2 separate regions of the Homo sapiens genome follow, and region 2 is linked to region 1. Evidence: read pairs that join two places in POLR2A ChIA-PET (ENCODE). Cell type or tissue: MCF 10A. All regions are shown on one strand. Links, peaks and the distances in the headings refer to the core of each region. The heading gives the core; the rest is flanking DNA.

Region 1 (2,910 bases), core at 216-2,715:
ATTTATGAACAATAAAATCCTGTGCAAGTTCTGATTGTTAATACTGGTCTTCAAGGGGAATGTTGTTTGAAGAAAGACATTCCTTTTACTTAATTTTTGTTTTAAATGTTAGCTGTCAATTTTTTTATGTTTGGATATAGGAAGAATATGATTTAATTGGCAAGAAAATTTTGACCAGTTATGTCAATTCCATCCTGTATACTTCAGCAGGGCATAGCAGGAAGGACTCTGGAGTCCTTTGGGTCTGGATCTCTTTATTCTACCTGTTCCCCCGAGGCGTTTTGTTTTCTGTTAGATGGAGCCACTAATTGTTCAAAGGTTCTGGTGAGGATTAAACAAAATATTGTATGTAGAGTTCCTGGAGCACAGTTAAATGTTCTGTCTTTGTATATTTGGTTTAATTTTTCTAAACAAAACAACTTTGGTAATAGCAGCGTATTAGAATCTAAAATACGCCTTTGTTCTTTTAAAAGATAACATTAAAGAGATTTTTGCGGGTGGTGTCAACTCAAATATAATAGAAACGTGAATAATCGTACAATGATTATTTCTAGTTCATACAGATAATATAAATATTGAAATTTGTTTTATAATTAGAACTTAAGAGAGATTTGAGTCTTTAAGTTGAAAGATAAGATTTAAAACCGAATCTGTGTTCCTGTGTTCCTGTGTGATTGAGGACTGTGTTTTCTGTGATCCCTGTGTGTCCCAGTCTTTCTCTGTGATGTTTTTGCTACTTTAGATTCTGTTTTATGCAAAATAAGCAAATGTTTATGAATATGTATTAGCGAGAAGCAGATTTTTGACTTAGTGAACAGAATTTAAAATTTCGTAACAGATTTGCTTTGTTCAAATCTGATATATTCTCTTTCTCTTTTTCTTTAGCACATTGGGATAATCACTCATAGATGAAAAACCTCAGAACTATTGAATGCCTTGGGATAACACTACTAAGAGACGGCTCGATTTTCAAAGCCACTTTGTGTAAATTCTAATACAAGCCAGTTAACCAGTAAATTCTAATACAAGCCAGTTCACTTATATTCAAAGCTTATTTGGGCAGAGGGTTTCTCTGTTCATTCCAGAATAGAATGGGGCACTACAGGCAGCTCCTCCCGTGCTCCTGTCCATCACTGCCTCACTGCAGGCTTGGGTGCCGCCGCCTCCGACGCTCCTGCCCATCACTGCCTCACTGCAGGCATGGGTGCCGCCTCCTCCCGTGCTCGTGTCCATCACTGCCTCACTGCACGTGCTTTCTGTGCCACTCGGGGGGTGCTGATGTCACCACACAGGCAAGGGTTGGCACCCATGCCTACAGTGAGGCAGTGATGGACAACATGGTGAAACCCCATCTCTACTAAAAATACAAAAATTAGCAGGGTGTGGCGGTACCCGCCTGTAATCCCAGCTTCTCGGGAGGCTGAGGCAGGAGAATCACTTGAACCTGGGAGGTGGAGGTTGTGGCGAGTCGAGATCGTGCCACTGCACTCCAGCGTCGATGACAGAGGGAGAGTCTGTCTCAAAAAAAAAAAAGAAAAGAAAAGAAAAAAGAAAAAGAAACCTATTTAAAAAAAAGTGGACTGGGCACAGTGGCTCACACTTGTAATTCCAACACAGGGGGAGGCTGAGGCAGGAGGATTGCTTGAGGCCAGATGTTCAAGACAAGCCTAGACAACATAGTGAGATCCTGTCTCTAAAAAAATTTAAAAATTAGCCAGTTGGCACATGCCTGTAGTCCCAGTCCCAGCTACTCAGGAAGCTGAGGCGGGAGGATCACTTTGGCCCAGGAGTTCCAGGCTGCAGTGAGCCGTGATTGAACTACTGCTCTCCAGCCTGAGTGACAGAGTGAGACCCTGTCTCTGGATTTAAAAAAAGAAAGAAAATATTTTCTCTGCCATTGGGGCTAAAATAAAATATCCTTGGCCGGGATCGGTGGCTCACACCTATAATCTCAGCACTTTGGGAGGCAGAGGCAGGCGGATCACGAGGTCAAGAGATCGAGACCATCCTGGCCAACATGGTGAAACCCCATCTCTACTAAAAATACAAAAATTAGCCAGGCGTGGTGGTAGGTGCCTGCAATCCCAGCTACTCAGGAGGCTGAGGTAGGAGAATCACTTGAACCCGGGAGGCGGAGGTTGCAGTGAGCCGAGATCGCGCCACTGCACTCCAGCCTGGTGACAGTGAGACTCTGTCTCAAAAAAAAAAAAAAATTAAGAGGCCACATAGTCTTAAAAATATCATACGCATATGCAAATGTGTATAGAAACATGTCTAATGTAAGTTATACATGCTTATAAACGCATAGAAAAGAGGTTTGCAAGAATATGTTGGCCAGGCTGGTCTTGAACTGCTGGCTTTAAGTAATCCTCAGCCTCCCAAAGTGTTGGGGTTACAGGCATGAGCCACCATGCCTGGCCCTAAATAGGTTTCTTTTCTCCTGTACAAACCCTTCTCCAGTATCCAGGCCCTACCTGGAGAATTGTAAGAGGGATCCCTATCTGGGTGAAGGTGGGAGATGATGGTATGGAGAGGAGCCATGTAAGGAAAGGTGTCTCTTAGCTGGTTTGGGCCAAAAGAGAAAAGCAAAAGGGAAGAGTGAATTTTATTTTAGTTTATATTTTGTTACTTTATTTTATGGAGTCTCATTATGTTGTCCAGACTAGGGTGCAGCACTAATCACAGGCATGGTTGTAGCACATTGCAGACAAGCTCCTGGGCTCAAGGGATCCTCCTACCTCAGCCTCCTGAGTACCTGGGACTTGCAGGTTTGGGCCACCACGGCTGGCCTGGGAAGGGTAGGGGCTCTGAGCCTAGATTGCCAGGACATGATGATAATACTACTGACAAATTAGAAACATGTTTTTTTAAAAAGGTAGAGGTCAGTTTTGTATAATTTATGATGTTTCA
Region 2 (2,910 bases), core at 155-2,654, 90 kb after region 1:
GCCCACCGCCAGCGATTCTGACTTAATTGGTCTGGGGTAGGGCTAGGTTTTTTGGTTTTAAGAACTCGGCGATTTTAAGTTGTGTTCAGGATTGACAGTGAGTGTTCTCGAGTCTGTTTAGATACCACGACCCTTAGGAAGCCTTTATAACATCTTTCTGCCCTGTGGCACCACCCAGGACTCTGGCTCACGTTGTCCCTGAGGCCAGACCCATGGATATGGGCTTGACTGTGCCTGGTGCCACCAGCACTGCATCCCCTTCCCCTCAGCTCACCAGATCCGAATCCCCACCTTGGCTCCTCTCTATTCATACTCTTGCTGGTAAATTTTTATTTATTTATTTTTAGTAAATTAATTTCTTTTTGAGATGGAGTTTTGCTCCGTTGCCCAGGCTGGAGTGTGATGGCGTGATCTCGGCTCACTGCAACCTCTGCCTCCCAGGTTCAAGTGATTCTCCCGCCTCAGCCTCCCGAGTAGCTGGGATTACAGGTGCCCACCACCACACCCAGCTAATTTTTGTATTTTAGTAGAGACAGTGTTTTGCCATGTTGGCCAGGCTGGTCTCGAACTGCTGACCTCAGGTGATCCACCCACAGGCCTGAGCCACCATGACCAGTCATAAATTTTTTTTTGAGAGGGAGTCTCGCACTGTCGCCCAGGCTGGAGTGCAGTGGTGCGATCTCGGCTCACTGCAACCTCCGCCTCCCGGGTTCATGCCATTCTCCTGCCTCAGCCTCCTGAGTAGCTGGGACTACAGCCTCCCGCCACCACGCCTGGCTAATTTTTTTGTATTTTTAGTAGAGACGGGGTTTTGCCAGGATGGTCTCGATCTCCTGACCTCGTAATCCGCCTGCCTCAGCCTCCCAAAGTGCTGGGTTTACAGGCATGAGCCACCGCGCCCGGCCGTGAATTTTTTTTTTTTTTTTTTTTTTTTTGAGACGGAGTCTTGCTCTGTCGCCCAGGCTGGAGTGCATTGGCGCAATCTCGGCTCACTGCAAGCTCCGCCTCCCGGGTTCACGCCATTCTCCTGCCTCAGCCTCCCGAGTAGCTGGGACTACAGGTGCCCGCCACCACACCCGGCTAATTTTTTTGTATTTTTAGTAGAGACGGGGTTTCACCATGTTAGCCAGGATGGTCTCGATCTCCTGACCTCGTAATCCGCCTGCCTCAGCCTCCCAAAGTGCTGGGTTTACAGGCATGAGCCACCGCGCCCAGCCGTGAATTTTTAATAACAGCTTTATTGAGATACAGTTTTATACCATAAAATTTACCCTTTTAAGCATACAACTGTGTGGCCTTAGTAAACCCACAAGGTTGTGCAACCATCACCACTATCTAATTTTAGATAATTTTCGTCACCCCAAAACCACAGCCATTAGTAGTCACTCCCCACGCCCTCTCCTCAGTCTCTGGCAACACCTAATCTGCTTCCTGCCTCTGTGGATTTTACAGTCATGTGGACCTTCCATATAAATGGAGTCCTACAATCCGTGACCTCCGTGTCTGGCTTCTCTCACTGAGCATGATGTTTCAAGGGTCATCTGCACTGTAGGGGTGTCAGAGCCTCATTCCTTCTACAGCTGAGTCATATTCTATTGTGGGAAAAGACCACACTGTGTTTCTCCATTTGTCTGTTGATGGACACTTGGGTTGTGTCCACTTTCTCAGTCATGCTATGAGCTTTAAGAGGACAGTGATTGTCCCGCGTTAACGCCTGGCTTGGGCAGGTGCTGAGGAGCCACTCATCGCGCAGTCCGATTCTCAGCTGTTTCAGGTTCAGCCTGGAGCAGGAACCTCAGCTTTATTGATTTTATACTCGAGTCATTCACGTTTCCTCTTTTTACATGTTTTCTGAGATCAGTTTCTTCTAACCTGTGCATTAGGATCACTTGGGGAGGTTAAAAAATATGAATGCAGGCCGGGTGTGGTGGCTCACGCCTGTAATCCGAGCACTTTGGGAGGCCGAGGCGGGAGGATCACGAGGTCAGGAGATCAAGACCATCCTGGCTAACACAGTGAAAACCCGTCTCTACTAAAAATACAAAAAAATTAGCCGGGTGTGATGGCGGGCGCCTGTAGTCCCAGCTACTCAGGAGGCTGAGATGGGAGAATGGCGTGAACCTGGGAGGTGGAGCTTGCAGTGAGCCGAGATTGCGCCATTGCACTCCAGCCTGGGCGACAGTGTGAGACTCTGTCTAAAAAAAAAGAATGCCCAGGGAATCCCCGGTTGAATTGATCGATTTGATTGAGTTGGCCAGGAAGCCTAGCCTTTAGTATTTTTAAAGCAGCTGAAGTAGTTTTCATGGGCAGCCATGGTTGAAAACGTTTGCCCTCGATGGTTTATCTTGTTCTCCTTTGAGTAACCACTAAGGAGATACCCCTGAGCTCACCTCCCGTGCCTGAGCTCCGCATCCCTGGACCCATGCTGCGACGTCCCCGAGGACCCCAGGGGGATTGGGGGGGGGGCTGCTCACTTTCCTCTTCACTTTTGCCCCTGCAGTCTTCCCTAGGTCACAGCTGCAGGTTGTGTATGAAAATTCCTTTATCGAAAGGCCGGGGATCATGTTAAAGAGGAATTCAACCTAAGAGGGGGAAGAAAACCACTTGCACTGAACAGGAGCTCCCCAGAAGTCCAGAGGGCCCTGCAGAGCCTGGCTCGCCCCACCATTCCCCTCCCCTCACTGTCGGGGACACCAGGTGATGGTATCTGTCTCAGCACCCCCAGTTGTCACCCTCCACCCCTTCCCAAGCTCTCCCTAAGTGTGGCTGTGCCTCCTGGGTTCAAGCGATTCTCCTGCCTCAGCCTCCCGAGTAGCTGGGATTACAGGCGCACGCCACCATGCCTGGGTAATTTTTGTATTTTTAGTAGAGACGGGGTTTCACCATGTTGGTCAGGCTGGTCTCAAACTC

Evidence for each region. Peaks named below come from ENCODE experiments on the same cell type or tissue, not always from the same donor. Only the 100,000 strongest peaks of a DNase experiment are listed, where the experiment ranks them.
Region 2: POLR2A ChIA-PET joins it to region 1 with 6 read pairs; 5 of 35 experiments call an interaction of 5 or more read pairs at or near these places.

The regions. Positions count from the first base shown.
Region 1 is chr7:158,799,358-158,802,267 of GRCh38, reverse strand. All of the region lies in intron 1 of ESYT2 (extended synaptotagmin 2), which reads left to right. Among named protein-coding and RNA genes, the nearest start is that of ESYT2, 29 kb to the left of the region's middle. RefSeq lists enhancers at 712-1,212, 1,213-1,713. In MCF 10A, for the core only: no CTCF peak of the experiment used is centred there; no DNase peak of the experiment used is centred there.
Region 2 is chr7:158,709,457-158,712,366 of GRCh38, reverse strand. No RefSeq gene overlaps it. Among named protein-coding and RNA genes, the nearest start is that of NCAPG2, 6.1 kb to the right of the region's middle. In MCF 10A, for the core only: no CTCF peak of the experiment used is centred there; a DNase peak (open chromatin) is centred at 1,416.